Regions from separate parts of the Homo sapiens genome. Here region 1 is linked to region 2. A link is an interaction called in ENCODE POLR2A ChIA-PET data of the cell type or tissue named here. Cell type or tissue: OCI-LY7. All regions are shown on one strand. Links, peaks and the distances in the headings refer to the core of each region. The heading gives the core; the rest is flanking DNA.

What was found. ChIA-PET counts read pairs that join two places held together with the same protein. Peaks named below come from ENCODE experiments on the same cell type or tissue, not always from the same donor. Only the 100,000 strongest peaks of a DNase experiment are listed, where the experiment ranks them.
Region 1: POLR2A ChIA-PET joins it to region 2 with 9 read pairs; 3 of 35 experiments call an interaction of 5 or more read pairs at or near these places.

The regions. Positions count from the first base shown.
Region 1 is chr7:22,263,170-22,275,705 of GRCh38, reverse strand. RAPGEF5 (Rap guanine nucleotide exchange factor 5) reads left to right here. Exons shown (of 26, transcript NM_012294.5): 7 at 8,694-8,742. Among named protein-coding and RNA genes, the nearest start is that of RAPGEF5, 88 kb to the left of the region's middle. In OCI-LY7, for the core only: no CTCF peak of the experiment used is centred there; no DNase peak of the experiment used is centred there; H3K27ac peaks cover 939 bases.
Region 2 is chr7:22,357,450-22,369,985 of GRCh38, reverse strand. No RefSeq gene overlaps it. Among named protein-coding and RNA genes, the nearest start is that of RAPGEF5, 6.6 kb to the right of the region's middle. In OCI-LY7, for the core only: no CTCF peak of the experiment used is centred there; a DNase peak (open chromatin) is centred at 5,755; H3K4me3 peaks cover 843 bases; H3K27ac peaks cover 367 bases.

The DNA.
Region 1 (12,536 bases), core at 2,938-6,937, 93 kb after region 2:
AGAGAACATGCTTGTTCTCTTTTGGTAGTGGGGTCATTAGGAAATGAGACATTCTTAAAACAAATCTTTAGAACAATCCTTGGGGCACTTCTGATATATACCTTCCCATGTAAAGCATCTCCTATTGAATCTCACAAATTCAATAGACCATTTCCACTGTGGACAGTTCTGGGTATTTGAAAGTTCTTACATTGAGCTAAAACATGTCCTTTTGCAACTTCTCTCCATTGGTCTGAATTTCAGCCTCAGACTTTGAAATACTTGAAGTTAATGATCATGTTCCCCCTACACCTTCTCAGTAACAACTGTAAACATTTTACTTGTGTTCTTGATCACAAACGTATGTACCAGGAATGGTGCCAGGAGTCAGGTTCATAATGATGAATAAAGAAGTCCATTTCAGCGGGCTTATAAACTAGTTTTGGAGCCCTCCAGCTAAAGAGGAGATTTCATTAGAGTGTGATACATGCTATAATTGAAACAAGTATAGAGTGCTATTGGAGTATAAACAGGACTTCACACAGGAGAGGTGAGTGGCGCTCAGGAGAAGATGGTACCTAAGTTGGGATCTGAAGGGTAAGTAAGTGACAGCCATACAAGGCGGGGAGGTGGGGAGGCATTCCAGACAGAATATGTGAAAAGACCTGGGGCAAAGAGAGAGCATAGTCCATCCAGGGAATAGCAAATGCCATATTTTAATAAGCTTCGAGCATGGATTTTGGAAGGAGGAATGGAGATAGAGATGATACTGAAGACCCGACCAGAAGAACGCTATATATGCAGTATCAGACATTGGACTCTGTCATAGTGTCATGGAGAAATCTTTGAAGAGTTTTTTGGGAAAAGATATAATATTATAAAATTTATATTTTAGGATGATTTAGTCTGACTGCAGAGTAGAGAATGATGTGGGATGGAGAGAGAAAAATTAGAGACAGAGGCCTGAGTAGGAGACAGTGATGGGCTGAGCTAAATCAGGGATACCTTATTTCCTGGCTTGGGACTATGGTGTCTGATGGTGCCATTCATGGAGCAGATTTGTGGAGTGCAGCGGAATTGGTAAAAAAGTGACTTCAGTCTAGGTTCAGTGGCTCACTGCTGTAATCCCAGTACTTTAGGAGGCTGAGGCAGGAGGATTGCTTGAGCCCAGGAGTTTAAGACCAGTCTGGGCAACATAACAAGATGTCATCTCTAAAAATAATTAAAAAATTAGCCAGGCCTGGTGGTGTGTGCCTGTCCTCTCAGGTACTCGGGAGGCTGAGGCAGGAGAATTGCTTGAGCCCTGGTCATGGAGGCTGCAGTGAGCCATGATTGGACCACTGCACTCCAGCCTGGGTGACAGAGTGAGACCCAGTCTCAAAAAAAGAAAAAGTGAATTCACCTTTGGAAATGTTGAGTTTGAGCCACTAAGTGGGACTTTCAGGTCCAGAAGGTAGATGGCTATGGGGATCTAGGGCCCAGGAAATATGGGCTGGAAATGCAAATATAATTGAAGTCATGTGAGTGAATGGAAAGAGAAGAAGGTCAAGAGGGTTGAGGATAAATCACTAAGGGACATCAAAGTCTTTATAAAAGGCAGAAGAAGGGGAGCCTTTGGAGAAGAGAAGCAGTAGCCAGAGAGGAAGGAGAAAACCTGGAGCATGGGATGCCATGGAATCCCAATGGTTAAGAAAAAGGGAGTGAGTAATAGTCAAGTTGTGCAGAGATGACAAGGTAAATGAGGATGGCTGTGTTCGTCAAGTTGAACTACAGGGAGGTGACTATCTCCTGGTCATTCTCCTGTGGATACTATCTACTCCTCATGGACCTTAACAAAACCAAATGCAATCCAGATGTTGATCTTTCTGGAGTCCATTTTTTGTGTGTGTGACCTGAATATACCTCTAGTAATATTCCTAAAAACACTGTTATCCATTCTAAGTAATCCAACTCCCATTAACTCAAAGTATGCTTGTACTCAACTATCAGATCTTTTTAATGTGAACCTCTATCATATTAGGTGCATGTGTAGCAGACTTAATAGACGTTTAAAATCGTAGAAGACTATTCCAGTTCATTTTGTTAGTTTCAGATCACTTCTACATATATTAGTCTTTAAATGGCCAGCTATTATCTCAGTTACAATAAAGTTAACATGCATATTTGTTTGCATTAAACAAGTCTATTTAAGTGATTTAAAAATACCCCTGGCCGGGCGCGGTGGCTCACGCCTGTAATCCCAGCACTTTGGGAGGCCGAGGCGGGCGGATCACAAGGTCAGGAGATCGAGACCATCCTGGCTAACATGGTGAAACCCCGTCTCTACTAAAAATACAAAAAATTAGCCGGGCGCGGTGGTGGGCGCCTGTAGTCCCAGCTACTCAGGAGGCTGAGGCGGGAGAATGGCGTGAACCCGGGAGGCGGAGCTTGCAGTGAGCCGAGATTGCGCCACTGCACTCAAGCCTGGGCGACAGAGCCAGACTCTGTCTCAAAAAAAAAAAAAAAAAAAAAAAAATACTCCTAAGTGCCTTGAAACAGATGAGTAAGGATAGATACATTTTATCATCACAGCATGCTTAACAAACACCTCTTTGATGTGATGACAGCAGTTATTGGGGAAATAACTATCTGTTAAATAAACTATTTGGTGGAGAACAGTAGTTTCTTGGCTGGGCATGGTGGCTCACGCCTGCAATCCCAGCACTCTGGGAGGCTGAGGTGGGCAGATCACTTGAGGTCAGGGGTTCAAGATCAGCCTGGACAACATGGTGAAACCCCATCTGTACAAAAACATACAAACAAATTAGCTGGGCATGGTGGCAGGCGCCTGTAGTCCCAGCTACTCAGGAGACTGAGGTGGGAGGATTGCTTGACCCCAGAAGGCAGAGGTTGCAGTGAGCTGAGATCGTACCACTGCACTCCAGCCTGGGCAACAGAGCGAAACCTTGTCTCAAAAAAATAAGAAAATAAAAAATAAAAGTACGGTTCTTAAGAAGCATATTTATTTATTTTTTCTAGAATTCTTAAAGTCCATACTAGCTTAACATTATATAATGGCTTAAAAGTTGTATATTTTTTGGGAATAAAACATGGAAGAATATTAGATTATGTTTCTTCTTACATTTAGTTTAGGAAATTGAGAAAAATGGGCTCTGTATTTTAAAAACATTTCTATCATGGCATCAAAATTTAAATGTTTCTAAGATTAATAGATTTACTAAAAGCCTTTAGGGAATTTGTGAATTGGCAATTCTATTAAAAATTAATTTGTAAGGACAACGCTTTGGTAACTAAGACCTTTGCTAATATTGCTCTGTCCTCTCAAAATGAGTTTCCTTGATTTTTTTTTCTTTTTTTTCCTTCTTTTTTTTTTTTTTTTTTTTTGAGACGGAGTCTTGCTCTGTTGCCCAGGCTGAAGTGCAATGGCGTGGTCTCAGCTCACTGCAACCTCCGCCTCCCGGGTTCAAGTGATTCTCCTGCCTAGGCCTCCCGAGTAGCTGAGATTACGGGTGCGTGCACCATACTCGGCTAATTTTTTTGTATTTTTAGTAGAGATGGAGTTTCCTCATGTTGGTCAGGCTGGTCTCGAACTCCTGACCTCATGATCTGCCCACCTCGACCTCCCAAAGTGCTGGGATTGCAGGCATGAGCCACCGCGCCCGGCCCAACTTTCCTTGACTTTCTAATTGAGCTTCATACCTTGCTTTCAAGGGCCTCCTCTTCCAGCAAGCCTGCTCATGTCTTCTCAGTTAACCTCTCCCATGGAGAAACTCTCTGTCACTCAGAGTTTGCTTGAATCTTAGCTTTGATGCAAAACAGGTCTGGGAGCCTTTGGATTTTAAGACCAAAGGCACTACTAAACTGCCAGAGGAAAAAGAAGACAGAATGCTGGACATAAGACTGACTCTGATTCTCACTGAATGTCAAGGCTATTTTGTGAACAGCCATGTTGGTTATCCAAGATAGAAAGCCAAAACATTTCAACATGTTTCTGACTCTAGTTTCTGTTGGGTAACTAGGGGAGAGGGAAAAATTTGGGATATGTTTTATCAGTCCTTTAATCGTCCTCTATTTAGACATTTACAAGGCCAAATATAACTGTCAGCTGCAAGTGTTTTGAATTGCATAGTTGTTTTATATTGAGTAAACTATATTTTAAATTAAACTTGAAGGTTCTTAAAAGCCTCCTTGCAATTTTCTTTGTACTTGAATAAATCTTGTCTGTCGAACTGCTACTATAGTAAGTGAATCTTATTTGATTGGATTATAGCATAATTTTATATCTAAATACAGTGAAGGCCACGTTCCTTTACAAATGAATTAAATTAGAGGAGGACAAAGTACAGACTAAAAATTTTCAGTTGAAATGAAGGTCGAAATATGGGGCCTTGGAGAAAGTAAGATACTTGTTGAATAGAGCAGTGATTTCTCACCCTGGATGCAATAGAATCACCTAGGAATCTTGGAAACAACAATGCACACTGATGCCTGGTTCAATCCCGAGATTCTGATTTAGTTGGGGCCTAAATATCAGTATTTTTTTTAAACCTCTCCAAATGATTCTAATGTGCAGTCAAGTTTGAGAACTGCTGAACTAGATGAAAACTCAAGCTATTTAAAGAAAGCATTTCCCAGTAAGTAGACCAAAAGTAGTGACCAAATAGCAATTGGGAAAGAAGAAACATGAGAAAAAGATGAGGGAGGGAAACTTTAATGTAACACTAGTAGAGGTTTACAGTCCCTTATTCACAGTCCTACATTAGAAAAACTCTGAAAAACAAAAGTTCTTCATAACTAACTTGGTGGCAAAATCCAACCAAAACTGAACATATTTGGTGGCAAAACTCTAGGCTTTTTCTAGTCTTCCTTTATCCCATTTGATTTGAATAGTAATGCATTTCATGGAAGAAATATTAATGTATCTGACTACAAGTTGCTGCCCCAGACCTCACTGAAGATACCTTTCTGAAATTTGTAAAATTTTGAATTCTGAAATACATCTAGTCCCAGGGAGTTCTGAAAAGGAGTTAAGGATTATAGTAGGGAAGGGTTATGACAGGAAAAGCCAAGCTAATAATTTACTGTTTCTGTCAGATTAAGAACAATGCATTTTTTTCTAATGACCTAGGCAGTGGTTTTGTATCCTCATTGGATAAAAACCATGGCCAGTATCAGAACATGGTTCTACTACATTTGGTACATTTCTCAAGCCTAACCCAACAGTGGCTCTATTTCAGGCATGGTGAGAGGAACTCAGGTTAGCCAACAACACAGTTAGATTACAGTAGAAAAATCATCATTGTCTTATAAAAGACTCTTCAGCATAACAAATGACTCCAGAATCTACAGATTTGAAACAACGTGTATTTATTATGTTGGTACCGGGTCTGTCTCACAGACTGTGGCAGATGGATGAAATGAGTACTCAGACACAGGTAAGCAGTGTGAGAGCACCTAGGTGACTGCCTGGCTCTAGTGGCCAGAGAGCAGCCCTGAGAAGCTGGAGCTGCTTGCTTTTATTCAGTGCAGGCACAGTGCCAAAAACCTGGAGCCAACACTACCTGTAGGTAATTAACATTCATTGTTCGCCTTTCAGGGAATGTCAGGTGTACATAGATGATCAAAGGTCAGTTCCTGGTCAACACAAGTAAGCAAGCTTGTTTAAGATAAATTCCCCCACATTCTTTTGTACCTACTCCTTGCCCTCTGCCTCAGTTTTATAGAACAGCTGCCTTCACCTGTTCTCCTCCGGGGCTCTGCAGAACCTTTCGACCTTTCAGAAGGTTTGTGTCCTTTCCCTATAGTTTTTCCCACCAATCTGACTGATCCCCCACATGTTAGGAGTTGGGAAGCACCTTAGCTAGGTAGTTCCTGCTCAGGGTGTCTCAGGAGGTTGTGGTCAGAATGTCAGCCAGAGCCTCAGTTATTTGAAGGCTCAACTGGCACTGGAGTATGACATTTCTTTTCCAGTGCCAACAGGTCCCTTATTAACACACAAAGAAAAGTGTAGTCCCTGTTTGTGTAATTGCTCAGAGTTTTAGTTTTCAATTCAGTTTCATATAAACCTAACAATTATTTGCAAAGGCCAGCTTTGAATCCTTCTAACATGTTCTGAAGATTTCTGCTGGGAGTAACTTATGATGGGAATGCCTTCTCTGAATTTTCATTGTCCTCCCTCGGGAAGTTTTTTCTCTCCCCTCGGTCCTTTCTGTGTTTTCTCCTTCTGTCTTTGTATAAATAGGGTTGTCTCTTCAACCACCTCTTGTGGGCTAATGAGTGAGTGTCAATTGCCCAGGATAATGTGAAGAAAAGGCAAACAGGTCCCTGCCTCAGTGGAGTTTCCAGCCAAAATATAGGCATTAGTCACACAACTTTAAATGATTGATTGCTAGGTCATTTAAAAAAACAAAAAAGAACTGTGAAGATGCTGTAGCAGCATGAAAGGGATCTTACCCAGTGTGTGGTCTGCTTGATCAGCACTTTCCCCTTTGCGTCTTGTAGGAAGACTAACCTATCTTTGGGTTTCTTTTTTTTTTTTTTTTTTTTGTCAAAAACTTTTTCCCTCCCAATGCAGAAACACGGAAGCTATCGTACATCCTCCTTTGCATAAAATACTCGTATCCTCCCATGGCAGAGGTTCAGTTGATGTAGTGTAGTACAGTACAGTAATCTCATTTATTTTATGTAAAAAAGCAGCCTAGGTTCTAAGTTGAACTGTGAAGTTCTTCATGCCTTTCTCACTGCCTGTCTCTCACCCTCCCAAGTGCCCCGGAAATGCTCCATTTTTTGCTCGCTCATCTCATTCTTTCCTTTCTTTCTCTGTCAACTCTTTGAAAAGCTGTAGTGTTATACAGTGGTGGGAATATAATCCTTTCCTTTTCTGAGCTGTTTCTATTTTGGGCATCATTTTCTAATTGGAAAAGGAAAAACTGAGAATCCCATAAAGGGAATTCAGGTGTGGAAAATTAAAAGAGGAAGCTGGAGATGACTGGTTTCGATCCGTTGTGAGCAAATTAAGTGATCCACCTCGTGCATGATTTTCCATCTCTGCCTTCTCCCTGTGTGTGTGCCACAGTGGGGTTTTCCCTGGGAGATCATAGAATCTAGAAACCATTGACAAGACCCTTGTGAATGTTTATAATCTGCCTCTTTGTCCCAACTCCAAATATTTGTGACACTGTGAATGAAGAAAATCCTAAAAAGAACTGGTAATACTACAATAAACCTTACAAACAATTTAAAATATGTAAAATATGCAGTAATTGATATTTTTACTTCGATGCTTTTTAAATTTATTTGAGTATGCATACCAGTACTTACGAAGGTTTTCTTGTGGTCATTCATCACTTCTGTCTGCCTCAGTACTCTTCCCACTAAGTTCTTTAACTGTAAACTTTCCAACTGTGAGCATTTTCAGAGCTCAAACTCCTAAGGTTGGAGAGGGACTGATTGTCTTCTCACTGCCATGTAATTTTCCTGAGAGAATCTTACGGTGTCAAAGATTGTCTTCTCACTGCCGTGTAATTTTCCTGAGAGAATCTTACAGTGTCAAAGAATCAGCTAAATCAAGACTATGCATTTTTGAATGACTTTCACTTAGCCCATCAGGGAAAGTGCAGCAATAAAGACAGATGGGACAAGCTGCCTTCTGCAGGGGTGATAATGCCCTGGCTGTTGAGAAAGCCAGTCCTATGTGGAGTCTCAGGGTCTAGCATATTGCTACACTTGCCTTCCAGTAAATGAATGTAGATTATGTTAATTTGAATAGCAAATCTGCAATTTAACCTTGAACTCCCTTTAAAGTGTCATTACTGCAATATATTCTGCTGCCTGATACCCCCACCCGCCGAAAAAAAAAAACCCATCATCACCAGTTCCAAACACCTGAACACACAAACTTCTGAGTTTAAGAGTTTGTGTCCTGAAGGGGAGAGAGCTTCCTCATTATGGAATTTTTATTGATACCTTCATGTTATCTTTGAAAGTGACTGTGCTTATTTTTGTCACTGTTTCGTGTTCTGCTTTGAAAATGTTTTCAAGGACGGATTTAAGTGTTCAAAGTGGGAAGGATGAGAGTGAGAGTAAGTGCTAAAAACTTTGGACAAGTGAGTAGGGTTAAAGACATTTAGGATTTTAAAGGTCATCTAGTATATTCCCATTTCACCTGCCCTATGCATTGATGATGCTTGCTTTTATGTGGCATATTATCCAAAATGGTTGCTGTAAACCTGTCAGACTTGCAGTGAACATTCATTATATTTGAGCAGAGGTCCAATTAAACCAGGATTACCTATATCAACTTTACTAGAATTTCTTTATAAACTAGCATCTTTGAGGGATAAGTAATATTTAATCTTTATTATGGTATCATGTATATTTTAATAATTCATAATTGCATTATATCTGAATATTATATAGTTTTTTTTTAGGTACTTCCCATCATCACAGGGTAGATACCAGTGTTTTACAATGTATACATTCTGGCAACTGTGTAACTTTTAAAAAAGTAATTCAATATGATTCTTCTAAAAGTTTATATGCAGAGGTTTTTCCATGTACTAAAAACAAGCAAAAATCAAAAAAGTGCTGGCAGCAAACTTAGGTTTAATTGAAACAGCTCTGAATTTGGGTTGGATATCTAAGAACAAAGTACTGCTTTTGATGGCTACATTTTTCTTCTTCTAATTTGATTTTCCCCCCTAATATTTTATTAGGTGCAGAGAGAGCTAGCAGCTGTTATTGCTTTGAAAGCAAGGAAGTCTGGTAAGTCATCTTTTATGGGGCTGGAGGAAGATTCTAATTCTTTGGGGGTATTTCACATATCATCTGGTAGTGTGCAGTTGAGTGTATCTCAGGAAGTTATGGTGTAGAATGCAAAGAATTATACCATTTGTTTTTAAAAATCATTTGTTCTACCATCAGAATAGCACAGGATGTTATATGTAGTTCTTTAAGATAAAATGTCACTGCTTTGCTCTAATCTATTTTTGATTTCAAGAAAAAATGAAATTTAAAGTTAAAAATATGTTTGAAGTCCATTGCAACCATATAAGGATCTAGGTACATGACAAAGTAAGCCGATCACCTTGTAATTATGTATCTTAATGACAAAGGACAATGGGTACTATAGAGGTGGTCTTTTTTATAAGGCTTTAAAAAAATCTCAAAGTAGTTTCTTCTAAGAATAATTGAATTGCTTAATGAGATTTCAAAGCAAACATTATTCCTAGGATTGATTGATAGGTCTGATTCCTCATACCTATAGGATATAATCTGTGGAAGTAACATGTGGAAAGGAAAAGGGGGCTTTCAAATACATTTTAAAGGAGAAAAAAGCATAATCTGTTAGAATTCAATATGAAATGGAGACTCACTGAAGTAGAAAAATGCTTGCTTAGATGGGAGGAATGTCAGTAGGAGGCATCCTTTGCTGCGGGAGGAGGTCAATGCTGAATGGAATGAAAATCAGAAGGGAGGTACTTCTTGGATAATGTTAAACTAGAATAAGACGTTTCAGGCGAAAAGACTATGACAAAATCAAAGTGATGACCAAACTTGAAGAAATAAAATGGAATGGAAATGTCTCAGCAACACAAACTGTACATTTTATATCTTTCTTTTTCCAGTTAGAAACCCTAAGAATTTGATTTTTTCTCAGTTACTATTTGAACCAAAATACCTTAGAGTGAATTAGCTTATTACATTCATATTACTTTCTTTGTTGGTTTGGCAGATGTTGAGGACATAGAGACTGGAAGCTATAAAGGTGATGGGAAGGAGGATGCAAGGAATAGCAATCTTGGGTATTGAACAGAAGGCAGCATGAATAAGGCTCCCCAGTGAACAGCATTATATTTGCAGAGGTGGAGGCCAATGTAGAGAAAGGACATCAATAAAGATTGCAGGAGGGAAATGCAAATCAAAATCACATTGAGATTTCTCCTCATCCCAGCTAGAATGGCTGTTATCAAAAACACAAAAAATAATAGATGCTGGCAAGAATGTGGAAAAAGGGAAACTCTCATAAACTGTTGGTGGGAATGTTAAATTAGTACAGCCACTATGGGAAACAGTATGGAGGTTCTTCAAAAATGTCAAAATAGAACTACCATAGGATTCAGCAATCCCATGGAAATCAGTGTATCAAAGAGATATCTGCACTCCCATATTTATTGCAGCGCTGTTCACAATAGGCAAGATGTGGAATCAAGTATGTATCAATAGATAAATGGATAAAGAAAATTTGGCACGTATACACAATGAAATATTATTCAGCCACGAAAAGGAATAAAGCCTGTCATTTGTAGCATCATGGATAAGCCTGGAGGACATTATGTTAAGTGAAATAAGCTAGGCACAGAAAGACAAATACTGCATGTTTTCACTCATATGTGGCAGCGAGAAAAGTTGATCTCATTGAGATAGAGAGTAGAATGATGGTTGCTAGAGGCTGGCAAGGGTAGGAGGGATGAAGAGTTGGTTAATGGGTACAAAAGTATAGTTAGACGGAGTAAATTCTCTACTGTTCAATAGCACAGTATCGTGGATATAGTTATCAATAATTTATTGTATATTGCAAAATAGCGAGAGAAGAAGATTTGAAATGTTCTCAATACAAATGATATATGTTTGAGGTGATGGATATCCCAACTACCCTGATTTGATTATTATACAATATTTGCATGTATTAAAATATCATGTACCATACAAATATGTACAATTATTATTTATCAAAAAAGTAACTCTAAAAAAAAGATTGCAGGAGGGAGGGCCTGGAAATAAATTTTGCTGGAGCTGATCTTGATTCTCGTCATGATAAAGAGACAAATGTACAGTCCGTACAAGTTGGGATGACAGTGTCTTGAAGGATAGGATTTGATTTTTTAAAATTTCAGAATAAAGTAGAGAAGTAATAAAAAAGTTGTAGCATGTCATTGCCAGAGAAAGAGCAAGTAAATACAGATAGGGAGGCTGGAGAAGGGGTGGCTGATTTACACAGAGTGGGATTGGAAAGCCTCTGATTTAGAGATTTTTGAGCCAAGACCTGAAGTTGGTGAGGGAGTGAGTCCTGTGGCTATCCACAGAGTATTTGGGTGGACACATTATGCCAGATGGGTTCGAGAGACTGCAAGGAGGCAAGTGAATGAGGCTGAGAGAGGTAGCTTTGCAATGTCAGATGAAGAAGTTTCAACTTTCTGGAGGTGGAGGGAGATGAAGATGAGCAAGCAAGACCCACACATGTTAGATTGCATAATGTCAAAGACTGGTATGAAGTCAATTTTATTATGTTGTGATGTCACTGTATGATATTAGCATGTCTGTTTTCCTTACTTATTTGATCAATGGAGTTTGGAATGTGAATACAATTTTGGCAACTTCTCAGGGACAGAGTAAAGTGATCTCATACACTTGTACTAATGATGGGGACATAAATTCATAGTTTTTCAGGAAAGCAGTTGTTCAGTATATTCCAGTAACTCTATAATCCAATAGGTTTATATGACTGGAGGTCTGGCTGTAGGACATAATCAGAGATGCATGTAAAGATTAAGATAGAAGAATATCTGTTGCATTTTTTTTAACAGAAAGTAGAAACAATCCTTAATTCCTTATGATAAGGAAATAATAAAATTGGTATATCAGTACATTGGAATATTAAACAGCTTTTAAAATGATGTTTGGGAGAATTAATATAGTAATTTTTTCAGTGAATAAAGTTGTATACAGTAGCATGTATTCTCTTTTTCATGATAAAAATAACTATTTTTTCTTGCTATCATAGTAGAACATGCTCATTGAAAAAAACTTTTATAATACAGGAATGAATGAAGAAGAAATTTGAAAGTTATATATCATCTCACCAATCTAACCACTAATACTCATTTTATTTCCAAACATTTTTTAATTTTTAATTTTAATTTTAATTCTTTGTATTTTGGCTATTTCCAATTATTTTTTTCTTTTTTCTTTTTCTTTTTTTTTGTTTTTTGTTTTTTTGAGATGGAGTCTCGCTCTGTCGCCCAGAATGGAGTGCAGTGGCGCAATTTCGGCTCACTGCAACCTCTGCCTCCCAGGTTCAAACAATTCTCCTGCTTCAGCCTCCCTAGTAGCTGGGAATACAGGCATGTACCACCACACCCGGCTAATTTTTGTATTTTTAGTAGAGACAGTGTTTCGCCATGTTGGCCAGGTTGGTTTTGAACTCTTGACCTCAGGTGATCCACCCGTCTCTGTCTCCCAAACTGCTGGGATTATAGGCGTAAGCCACCACACCCAGCCACCAAATTTTTAAAATTAATATGCAGATATGATATATTATATATTAATATGCTGCTGATTTAATAAAAGGATCATCTTATATGTGCTCTTTTGAGATAACTTTAGATTTGCACACAATTGTAATAAATAATACAGACAGATCCAGAGTATCTTTTATGCAAATTACCCCAATGATAACATTTTGCAAAACTACAGTATGGTATCACAACCAGAACATTAACATTTTCATCAACACAGCGATCCCTCATGTTGCTCCTTTATAGCTACACTGACTTTCC
Region 2 (12,536 bases), core at 4,044-8,043:
ATTATTTAGAACACTGAGTAGCTATTCAAGGCTATTAATATGCAAACTCAAAGGCAGAAAGGCTAGAAAAGCAACATCTCTGCCCTCTTGTTAGGGACTGACATTTTATGAGGATTACCTGTTGTCATGGCAGAAAATTCATCCAAATGCATACCCATCAGTAACTATAAGGAGCCGTGAATTCTCTAGTAAACGCTCCAGAAGACAGACACAAAATGCTGCCATTCCATCTGTTTTTCTTCTCATGGAGGATCTGTGCTGCCTTAGAAAGACAAATGCAAAATTCAAACAAAAAATAAAGTTGCCTCCTGCAAATGTTTTATTTGGGTATTTTCTCCTCTCCCATTTTACCTCTCACATCTGATCCTGTGCTGATTGTCTCTTCTTCAGGGTATTTTTAAGATTTGAGCATAAACAGATATTTTGGAATTCCATTAGAATTGTCCCTTCCCAAGATGACTGCCTCCAATCCCTCCCAAAATCCCCTTGCCAGAAGATATTGGTCCACCTCACAAACACTGATGTGGGAAGTGACCTTTGCTCATTTTCAGGTTTGTGTCTTTTGGTGGTGGTGGGGAATGTCCATTTCTACTAGTTAGGTATCCTCTAAGATAAAGAGCAATCCTTTGCATTGCAGTTGAATTCACAATAAACGCCTCGTAGCGTAAACGAGGCAGCTTACATCTGTCTTGTTTTTGGTCTGTCTATGCATGCTCATATTTAGGAAGTTAGGCTCTGCCCCAAATACTGTAGGTCTTAGAAGATTTCCTTATTAGATTCATTACTTTGAAAGTCTGATGAAGCCTGTGTCTTTTTGCCAGAAAAGTACACAGGCATTTTTCATATAAGGAGGCTCCCAGCCCCTGTAAAACCTATGGACTCCAGACTGTAAAGAATGATGAAGATAATCTCTAACACACTTATACTGACTGTGCCAGCTCCATTCTAAGTGCTTGACAAATAATGACCCATTTATTCCCACAATGATTCTGTGAGACAGCTCCTAAAATCATTCCAATTTTACAAACGAGAGAACTGATTCCAAAGATGTGGCCCATTAAACATCTCATGATTGGTTAAAGGCAGAAGGAGGATTTGAATCCAGCCAGTATGGCTCCGGAGACCACCATACAATAGTGCTGCTCATTTAGAATTAGAAACTATAAGGAAATGTGGTGAGAAAGAAGGGAAATAAGATAAAACAACGATGTTTCCAAGTCTTTTCTATGATTTCATGGACTCTTGAATTTATTTCATGTTCTCTTCTAATGTCGACACTATAGAGACCTAAAAATGTATCTTGTCCATATACTCTGAGAAAAACTATTAAAACTTTATAAACAATTAAGTCCTGAGTCTCCTGTTTAAATAAGTACAAAATTCCATTGTTGCCATTATAAAAAGTATCTGAAAGAATGTTTCAATCTACATATTAGAAAAGTGAAACTATCAGTTTTTATCTGGAATCATGTAATTACAATTCCATGTAATACCCACTATGCAGAAAACTATTCTATAAAGTAATATTCAGAAAGGATGACATCAACCCCCAAGAAGTTTACAGCCAAAGAGCAGTCAAAGATAACAAATATACAGATACCCCAGGGGACTAGCTCTCCCTGAATGGACTGGCGAACTGAGTCAAACTCTCTCAGCCTTAACCATGAAGGTTTTGACATTTCACCTGGAATAAACAGAAACTTTATGACTAACATCTTTTCCTACTTTTTTTTTTTTTTTCCAAGACAGAGTCTCACTCCGTTGCCCAGGCTGGAGTGCAGTGATATGATCTTGGCTCACTGCAGCCTCTGCCTCCCAGGCTCAAGTGATCCTCCCACCTCAGCCTCCTGAGTAGCTGGGACTATAGGCGCATGCCACCACACCTGGCTAATTTTTGTATTTTTAGTAGAGATAGGGTTTCACCATGTTGGCCAGGCTGGTCTCAAACTCCTGACCTCAAGTGATCCACCCACCTAGGCCTCCCAAAGTTCTGGGAGCCACTCACAGGCGTGAGCCACCGTGCCCAGCCAGCTTTTCCCATTTCTGAATGAATGGACATAATAGAGCACCTGAAGATAACAGATTCAGCTCTGCTAATAGCAGTTAGGAATTATTACCCCTTTGAGTGTCTCTTCCTTTAACCCTCCCTCTCTAGGGACCTCGTTGTAGAGACAGAATCAGAAGAGTGTCACATTTAAATTTTTAAAAAGAAAGTTATTCTTTTTAAAGTTATGCTCCTCTTATCAATATTACCTCTTTCAAGTAGGTTTATTTATAAATAAAGCATTTACATAAGCCTTAGTGTTTCACTTTATTGGGCTTGATATGAAGCTTAAGAATAGGAAAACAAATTTGGGAGATTGACCAAAACCATTTACAGAGTTTGGGTGCTTGTAAAAATATATGCAAATTTCATATGACTATCCAATAAATGTGTATGTATGTGTGTTTGTATGGAGATACTTTTGATTAAATATTCATTGTGGATTCTTTTTTTCATTTCCACCACTTCTGAACATAGAAGAGGTGAGATTTATTAATAGCCACTGACATTTATGCATATTCTGATGGTTAACAGGGTTAACTATCATAGGCATTCATAGGCATCGTTTAGCCTTCAGAACCACCTGAAGGTTGGATTTTATTATCTCTATTTTACAGATAAAGAAACAGGCTCAGAGAGGTGAAGTGTTTGGCTAAAGTCACAGAGCTAATAAATCATAAATGTAAGACTTAATTCAGGGTTTTCAACTCTATGTTCAATGTCTGTTCAACTTCCCTACAACTGTATTTAGAGTATAAAGGATGAAAAAGTTATACTTTCATTGTTGGCAGTGAACAAGGTGCTTCAAGAATAACCCATCTGAAGATGCGGAGTTTGCCTAGAGTGGGGAATGTGTGGCAAAGGAAAGTTGATGAAAATCGTATCTGGACCATGGTTTATTCATCAGGTTATGCGGCTTCCCTGGGACTGACTGGGAATTAAATAACTACACCACCAGCAATATGGAGACAACATGGTGCCAAGAAGAGCACTGGCTGTAGTTTACAAGCCACCTCACCGATGAGAGGCTTCGCACATATTTGGTCTAATCTTCTCAACAACCTGGTTGTATAGGTGTTAGAACAGAAGGTAGAAGCTCAGACCAAGTAACTTGAGGGCACATACCTAGAAGGTGGAAAGACCTGGTTTTGAACCTAGGCCTATCTGATGCCAGAGCATGGGTGTTCTATTTTACCACCCTAGGTCTGCAGAGTACTCACCTTTGAGGAAGTCACTAGTTCTGTGTCAGGATAAAAGTGATATTAGCTCCATGAAGGTAGCTGGGAAGCGGGGAAGGCAGAAAGCTTTTCAGCCTGTTCAGATCTCCTTCCTTTCCTAGTATCAGAGATAATTTTTTTAACCATGCCCTATAATAGCAGTTCTCAAATTTTTTGGTTTCAAGACCCCTCTACACTCTTAAATTATATAGAACCCCAAAGACCTTTTATCTATGTGGGTTATAGCTGTATCTATGAATGCTTATCATATTAAAGTTTAAAACTGAGAAATTTCTTCAAAATATTTATATAGTAAATGAACTGATTATATGCTGTTATAAATATGTTTTATGAAAAATAACTGTTTTCCAAATCAAAACAAAATTTAGTGAGAGGGCTGGCATTGTTTTACACTTTCACTAATTTCTTTAAATGTCTAGCTTAAGAGAAGCAGCTAAATTCTTGTATCTGGTCCTACGTTCTGTCTTTTGCCACATCCAGCGTCTTTAGCCTCTGGAAAACACCCATGTATACTTACGAGAGAATGAGAGAAAAGGGGGAAAGTAACATTTTAGTGTTATTAGGACCCTTGGGAAACCCCTGAAAGGGCTTTGAGCAAGTCCAGAATCCTCAGATCACTGTCTGAGAATCCCTGCCCTATAGCCACTTCATTATGTACTAGGGCCAGTGAAATAACTGAATCTTTGATTAGAAAGGACATTACAGGTCATTTAGTCCAATCCTCCATCTGATGAAACAAAATCCCACCAAATCCTGCCTAAGCTCCCCATTTTGCAAGGACAGGGGCCACTCCAGGTTTAAAAAGGACTTTAAATGGATAGAAAAACACTTATTATGTTGAGAAGAAACTTTTCTCTCTGTAGTTTCCCACTTTGGTCTTAACTCTGCATAGAATGAGTCCAATTCTTTTTCAACACGTTCAAAATATTTGAAAACAACTCCCTTGTCATTCCTTGAGTGCTGTCATTTTCTCTAAGCTAAAGGCTTCTTTATGTTTAAGAACTTGGGACACCTTCTGCTGCTTTCAGTGTACTTCGGCCCAGATTTATATCTTCTGATCGAGATCTTCAAAAGCCAATCTGAGCTCATATAATGTTGCCAGTACCCTCTAAGACAGGTTTGCTCACAGCTCATTCTGTATTTAGCTTGGATCAATGCTACAAATGCTTAACATTCACAGACAGAGGAGAAGCATATTCTTAAAGGCTTCTAATTTCTGTGTGGGCATGACTTTGAATCCTTGTTTCCTTTTCCACTGTCTTCTCTCCTATTTTCCTGGTCCAGGCCCTGATTTATCCAGGGCATCATTTCATTTGCCCCTTCTCTTTCAATCCTATAAGAAAGGCAGTGCTATCTGTGCAGAGCTTTAAAGTGTGCAAACAGCGTTACAAACACCACTTCATTTGATTAGCACAGAAATTCTGTACACAGAATGCACTGATACAAATAGCAAAAGAAAGCACAGAAGAAGCTTCCATGAACTTGATCTTATGGATTACCATTTTAATACTTCACGCCTGGGATCCTGTAACCTGCTTTGCCGGCTGCCCAGCTTTCAGTGTCTCCCTATTCTAAAGCACTTTACATATTGATGCTAAAATCATCTTCCTTCCCTGCTGATCTGAACATGCCACCATCTGGTGTCCATTTATAGCCTCCCATCACCCATGGGATAATGTACTTTCCTACAACCTCAGAGACTCTGCATCTGCTGAGACCTCTGTCTTGCTTTCCTTAACTTAGGATTGCAGTGTTTAGCTAATCATGATTTTGTTCATTCATTTGTTCATCCATCCAGCATTCATTCATGCGTGCATTTATTTGCTTATAATCTAGTACATGGTAGCCACTGTATTAGATGCGAGAGGAGAATATAAAAAAGAATAATTTCTGCCCTCAAAGGGTTTATAATCTTGCATAGCTGAGATGGGCCAATCTGACTTAATTCAAATGCAGAGATAGACTATGATAACACGGGTGGTAAATGTGGAATCATAATTTTAGGTAAATGCTGAGGTTTACCAAGGAAGGATTAATCCCAAATGGAAAGAACAGAGAGGGCTTCTAGGAGGAGCTACTGTTTGACCTGTGTAAAGATGAGTAGATTTCCACAAGCAAAGAAGGGACACCATTGTCTTGGCTTTCTTGCTGTCTGTTGGTTAAGTTAGTTCTCTTATCACCCTTTTCCTCTGTCTTCTTGGGCATTCAACCACATAGATTTTTTTTTTTTTTTTTCAAAAATGTCCTAAGTACTAAAGGGCCTGGTGAATTTGCACAACTGACTTTAAAAAAGAAATTTCCAGGATGGTGGTAGTAAACAGCATATGAAATGGCATGAACAGACAGACTTTTTTTCAAGATTATTAGTGAATGAATAGAAGATGAACTTATAGGGAGGAGCCCCCATCTGGCACCCATGCCTATCAGCCACTGTCTCTGGCTGGAGCCACCAATGCAAATAATATAAAGAAGGTTTATCATCCCCAAGGGGGATATTTGCATGATGCATAGTGCGTGATGTACTACAAAAATAATAGCACAGTGTCACACAGGTTTGTCATGAACAGTCTGATAGCAGATAGTTACATTTATGATTCTTGAAAACGGAAATAAAATGAATAAGGCTTAACATTTTTAGGTTGGAAACATGTTTCCTTATTTTGCTACATTTCTCTCAATTGCATATTCATTCCATAAGATAACATAAAAATAGAGTTAGTATCAAGTACTCAAACCGTTCTGTCTGGCATTCTCAGCAGAGGCAGCACGGGAAGACTTGGGTTTCTCCTGCAAGGATCTGCTTTTTGTTCTCTTAAAATTAAATGAGAGAAGCCACAAAAATTAAATGAGAGAAGCCATAAGAGTCACTGCCTGAAATTCCATACAAATGGAGATGGAAAGTCACCTGCAGCATGTTCTTCAAGCTTAGCAAAGACAGAGTGTCCCTGCTACTCCTCTATTCCCTGAGCACCCTGGTCTAGCTCCACTGTTTACCATCATGATTTTGAACACTGGCATCTCTCTCTCTCCAGTCCTTTCTCTTCAGTTCTAGCTCACCTCCTCTTCTTGCTGGTTGAAGTTTCATCTGGGCACCCTTTAGTTTAGTTGGTATAACTGCTATATATATATATATATACACATATATATATATACACACACACACATATACACATATATATACATATTTATATATACATATTTATATATATACATATATACATATTTATATATATACATATATACATATTTTTATATATATACACATGTGTGTGTGTGTGTGTGTGTGTATGTGTGTGTGTGTGTGTGTATATATATATATATATATATATATATATATATATATATATATATATATATATATAAAACTAAACCCTCAAAAACCAGCTTAGCCCTTGGGAAGGTTGTGCTCATATTTAATCCATTTTGGTGATTACATTCTGGAGGGTTGGCAGGGTTGAATAGAGAGACAAAATTATATGCAAGTTTTCTGTTTTTGAGAGCTGTTAAACCAGTGCAAAACATCTTGAATGGGGGTAAATTTAAAAATGGGAGATGTTGGGAAGAGATGGATTCCAAAGAGGACTTATCAAAGTCCTAACAGCTGTGGTGTTGGGAGACTTCATTAGGCTGATGTGCATTCTATACATTTAAAAGAAGACAGGTAGGCAGGGCATGGAATGACACAAGGGAAAGACCAGCTCACAGATGATTTCCTCAGCATTCTTAGTAATTGTATAGGAACACAAAAATTAAATGAGAGAAGCCATAAGAGTCAGTGCCCCAAATTCCATACAACTGGGGATGGAAAGTCACCTGCAGCATGTTCTTCAAGCTTAGCAAGGGACAGAGTGTCCCTGCTACTCCTCTATCCCCTGAGCACCCTGGTCTAGCTCCACTGTTTACCATTGTGATTTTGAACACATGGCTAGCAGAGAAGGGAAGATGGAGCTGCCATCTTGAACATGTCTAGACCCTAGTTCCTGCTGGCATTCACTCGTGCAAGCTCCCAGCTTGCTTGTCTCTCTCCAGTCCTTTCTTTTCATTTCTAGCTCACCTCCTCCTCTTGCTGGTGGGAATTTCATCTGATCACCCTTTAGTTGGTATAACTGCTATATAAAACTAAACCCTCAAAACCGGCTTCCCCTACCTCTTTGACTTCTCTAAATCTGGAGCCATTTTTAAAATTTTTATTTTTAAAGATAGGTAATATATTCACATGTTCTAAAAAACAAAAAAATATAAAAAGTGGTACATGCAAAATCTCCCACCTTTCCTTTCCCCACGTGCCCAATTCCAACGACTTGAAAAAGTTTCCAGAGTTTCTTCATGCATGTACAAAAATGGATATAAATTTCCATCCTTTTCATTCACAACGGAGTATGTTCTTCACATTTTTTGAGCCATGTGTCCTGGTCATCTATTGTTATGTAACAAATACCTCTAGACTTAGTGGCTTCAAACACTTTATCATCTCTCACAGTTTGGTGGGTTGATGGGGCTTAGCTAGGTAGTTTTTTCTTGAGCTCCTTACATACGATTGCAGTCAGACATCACTAGTACAGGAGTCATCTGAAGGCTCAGCTGGACTGTGTCCAAAGTAGCTCCCAAATTGGCAGCAATTCATGTTGGTTGTTTACTGGGAGCTCAGCTGCCAGATCACCTCCACAGGGCTTCCATGTGGCTTGGGCTTCTCCCTGCAAGGAGGCTGGGTTCTGAGTAGGCACATCCCAAGACCAAGCAATCCAAGACAGCAGGAAGTGGAAGCTGCCAGGCCAACCAAGGGCTATTTACAGAACAGGTGAAGTCACCTCTGTTTATTCTATTGGCCAGATCATTCACAAGTGAAACGGCTACATGGTCTGGGGTATATACCCAGGGTTCATCCTCCTGTGCCAGGAAAATTTAGGACACGAACACACATGAGGGGTTTAGGAGTGGAGGTTTAATAGGCAGGAGAGAAGAGAAAGAAAAACAGCTCTCTCTATAGAGAGAAGGGGGGTCTTCCCAGCAGAAAAGACTGGCTGGTGGTGGATGTGCCGGATTTTATAGTTCGGTTTGAGGAGGCAGTGTCTGATTTACCTAGGGCTCACAGACTGGTTCGATCAGGTGTGACGTTTACATAGCAAGTGGGGAAGACTGGTCGCCCCATGCTAATCTTATTATGCAAATGAATTCTCCCTTTGGCCTGCACCATCTTTTCTGGTCCTCACTGTACACATGGCTGGGAGAAAAGGGAAGTTGGAGCCGCCATCTTGAATATGTTTAGACCCTAGTTCCTGCTGACATTGACCTGTGCAAGCTCCCAGCTTGCTTGTCTATATCTGCAGCTCCACTTTACAGGCTGCTCTTTGTTAGAAAATGATTTGGTACTGCTTTTCATTATAAAGGAAAGTCTTTCCAAGGACTCCCATACCCTTACTATTTGCCTAAGTGATTTCTTCTTAACTCCTGTATCACAAAGTCTGCTCAAATTCAAAGAGATGGAGAAAGAAACTCCATCTCTTTTCGGGGGAGTGGCAATATCACACTGCAGAAGAGCTTGGAAGATAGGAGATGCTGAACTGTCCATCTTTGGACAATACACTCCACAACACCATCTGAAGTATTTTTCTACTGCTCCTATGCCCAAGGAGCCTTCTTTTGTACTGTCTAACATCTAACCCCTCATTTCTGTTTCCATTGCCGCAATGAATTCAGGCCCTCATCACTTTGTAGCTAGCTCATTGTCAGAGCTATCTTCCTGGTCTTCAATTTCGCTATCCTGCCAATAGCCTTAAAATTTGTGTTTTCTTACCATGGGTCTTTACACACACTTTGACTTTGATGATCTCATTCTCTTAAGTAAAATTCAGCTCTGGTACCCCATCCTGTAGGAAAAATTGCAAGTGGCTGGCAAGTGGTCTCGTTGACTTGTGTGGTTGGCACAAATATGATTTACATTAAAAGAAATTTTTTTGGTCAGGCGCAGTGGCTCACGCCTGTAATCCCAGCACTTTGGGAGGCCAAAGCGGGCGGATCATGAGGTCAGGAGATCGAGACCATCCTGGCCAATATGGTGAAACCCCATCTCTACTAAAAATACAAAAATTAGCTGGGTGTGGTGGTGCGTGCCTGTAATCCCAGCTACTCGGGAGGCTGAGGCACGAGAATCGCTTGAACCCAGGAGGCAGAGGGTTGCAGTAAGCCAAGATCGTGCCACTGCACTTTAGCCTGGTGACAGAGCGAGACTCCATCTCAAAAAAAATTTATTATTATTATGGGTAAATCATAGCTGTACATATTTATGGGGTACATGTGATGTTTTGATACAGGCATAGAATATGTAATGAGCAAATCAGGGTAATTGGGCTATCCATCACCTGAAGCATTTATCATTTCTTTGTGTTAGGAACATTCCAATTCCACTCCTTTAGTTATTTAAAAATATACGGTAAATTATTTTTAACTATAGTCACCCTATTGTGCTACCAACAGTAGATCTTATTCATTCTAATCCATTTTTATATGATTTACATTTTTATAAGCTTTCATACTGCAAAATCAGATTTTGTATAGAAATCCAGATTAAACTGTTTGAAAAACTTAGTTCTTATATATGAAATAATTGAATTATTCAACTCATGTGTTCTAGATACTGAACAAAAGAGAAAAGAAGCCCTGTCCTTATGTCATATACATTTTAGTTGTGGGGAGGCAGACAATAGGCAAAATAAATAAAATATATAGAATATGGATGGTGGTAAGCTCTGTGGGGCATTCGGAAGGGGATGAAGAAAGGAATGGATAGGAAAGACTGCAATTTAAAATCACATGGTCATGGAAGGCCTCACTGAAATGGTGACATTTGAATTTAAAAACTGAAGACACTGACTGAGAGAAATGTGGATTTCTAGAACTGCACTATCCAACATGGTAGCCACTAGCCATATGCTGCTATCTAAATTTATATGAATTAAAATTAAACAAAGTTAAAAATTCAGTTCCTCAGTCACCCTAGCCATGTTTCAAGTGCTCAGCAGTCACATGTGGCTAGTAGCTGCAAAACAGATAACAGAAAATGTGCATCATTGTAGAAAGTTCTGTTGGACAGCATTGCAGAGGACTCTCATTCCAGACAGGGCACAGCGAGTATAAAGGTTGCTTGATTTGAGTTAAACAGTGACGTGGCTCTTCTGTGTACACATCCTACTATTCCCTGTTGTTTGCCTATTTTTATCCTGAAGCTAAATGGCATTTGTCATTTATCACCTTAACCTAAACCAATTTTCCAAAGGCCCTTCTTGAACTTTAGACGCTTGGTCTATCCCATAGAATCTAAGGAATGCTGGCCTTGCATTGAGCAACTGTGTGAATGGGTTTGAAGACCAGGAACCTGGACCAGGAGACGGAACACGTGTTCTACTTTGGAGTAGAGTAAGTTCATGGTATGATTCAATGTTGTCATTGGGGTGATGGGGCGCAAGCACCCACTAATCTGAGTGTCCTGGAGGGCTTCTAGTGGGCCAGGTGTTCACCCTTTAGTTGTATGTCATGGGGAAGTTGGAGGTATGGGGGTGAGTGGCACTCTGGGGCTCAAGACAACGACCAATTACCAACTGGAGCTGCAATATCTTAACACTGTAAAAACGGATAGAGTCTGACATGGTAACATACAAATGCAATTTCAGCCTTGGATAAATGCATGTGATAGGTATTTGGAAACTGTAATGGACTATGGAGTCCTATTATAAAGTCCTTTCCAGTTAACACACACAGCTTAAGGTGACAGGGTTTAAGGCCTTCTGCAGTGTGTTACTAGCATCCATTCTGGTATCTTCTCTTACTTCTTCATTATGTCATCTTTCCCTTCACTAGCATGACATATTTTCAGTGCCCAGTGAGTTCTGTGTGATACCACCTTTGTGTTTTTCTCATGTCTTTCTCTCTTTTTTTTTTTCTTTTTTGAGACGGAGTCTCACTCTGTCGCGCAGTGGCGCAATCTTGGCTCACTGCAAGCTCCGCCTGCCGGGTTCACGCCATTCTCCTGCCTCAGCCTCCCGAGTAGCTGGAACTACAGGCGCCCACCACCACGACCGGCTAATTTTTGTATTTTTAGTAGAGACGGGGTTTCACCTTGTTAGCCAGGATGGTCTCGATTTCCTGACCTCGTGATCCGCCCGCCTCAGCCTCCCAACGTGCTGGGATTACAGGCGTGAGCCACCGCGCCCGGCCTCATGTCTTTCTTCCTTACTTGAAGGACACCTACCCTCCTTCTGCCTGGTTGAATCTTCCCCACTCACCCTTAAGGTGCAGTTTAAACTTCCTTCCTTTCGTGGATTTAGCTTTGCCCATCCCAGGCCAGAAGCATTTCTCTCTCCTGTGGCCTGAAGTGGTCTTACCTACACTTACTTGGCAATTAGCAAGAGTACAAGTGCAATATCTTTGTTTTTCTGGATGTTTGTCTACTCCTAGGTTAAGTCTTACCTTCCTTAAGGGCAGAGGTCACAGTTCGTTCCTCCTTTTTTGTTACATGGCATGTTTTTATACATATTTGCCAAGCACCTACCATGTGAGTGGCTGAGGGCACAATGGTAAACCAACTCTGGACCCTGACCTCCTACGATTCTTGTCATTTTTTAAAAATGTGAATAAGCTTATTCAACTTTTGTAAGTCTTAGACAAAGATGGGGATCCCAGCGCCCCACTGATGAGAAGTCAACACCCTGGCTGGCCCTTGTTGAAGACAGATTGAGCTGAGATGTGAACATTCACACTCCCTGGCGTTTAAGGCACTGCTGGAATAGTTTCACTCTCAATGATCCAGAATTCCTGCCTCCTGGAAGGGTGTAAACAATGATTCACACCACGGCAGGCCTTTACAGTTCACCAAGCACATTCATCACAGCAGCGGGCTTTCAGGGAAGGTCAGGTTCTGACATGCTAACAGAGATTCACCTTCAGGTCACCAGACTTGCAGCTACTCTGCTCAACACCTATCATAACCAACAAAAGTTTTCTCCCTTCGTCCTTTAAGGATGCGTGTGCCAAGAAGGGTCGGCGCAAAGCAATTTTGCCTCATGGTGTTTGCCTTGTAGCGTGTCTATTTTGAAGTTCCTTGGCCAAAACAGTTCCCAGGAGTAAAGATTACGATGAGGGGCCAGGCTGTGCAAAACGCGCGGGAGGGCGGACGACTCTCCAGCACACTTGGTTGAAGTCCAAGTCAACCCCTGGCTATTCGAAGAAGTGAAGCAGGACTTTTCAGCCTAAGGGGTAGG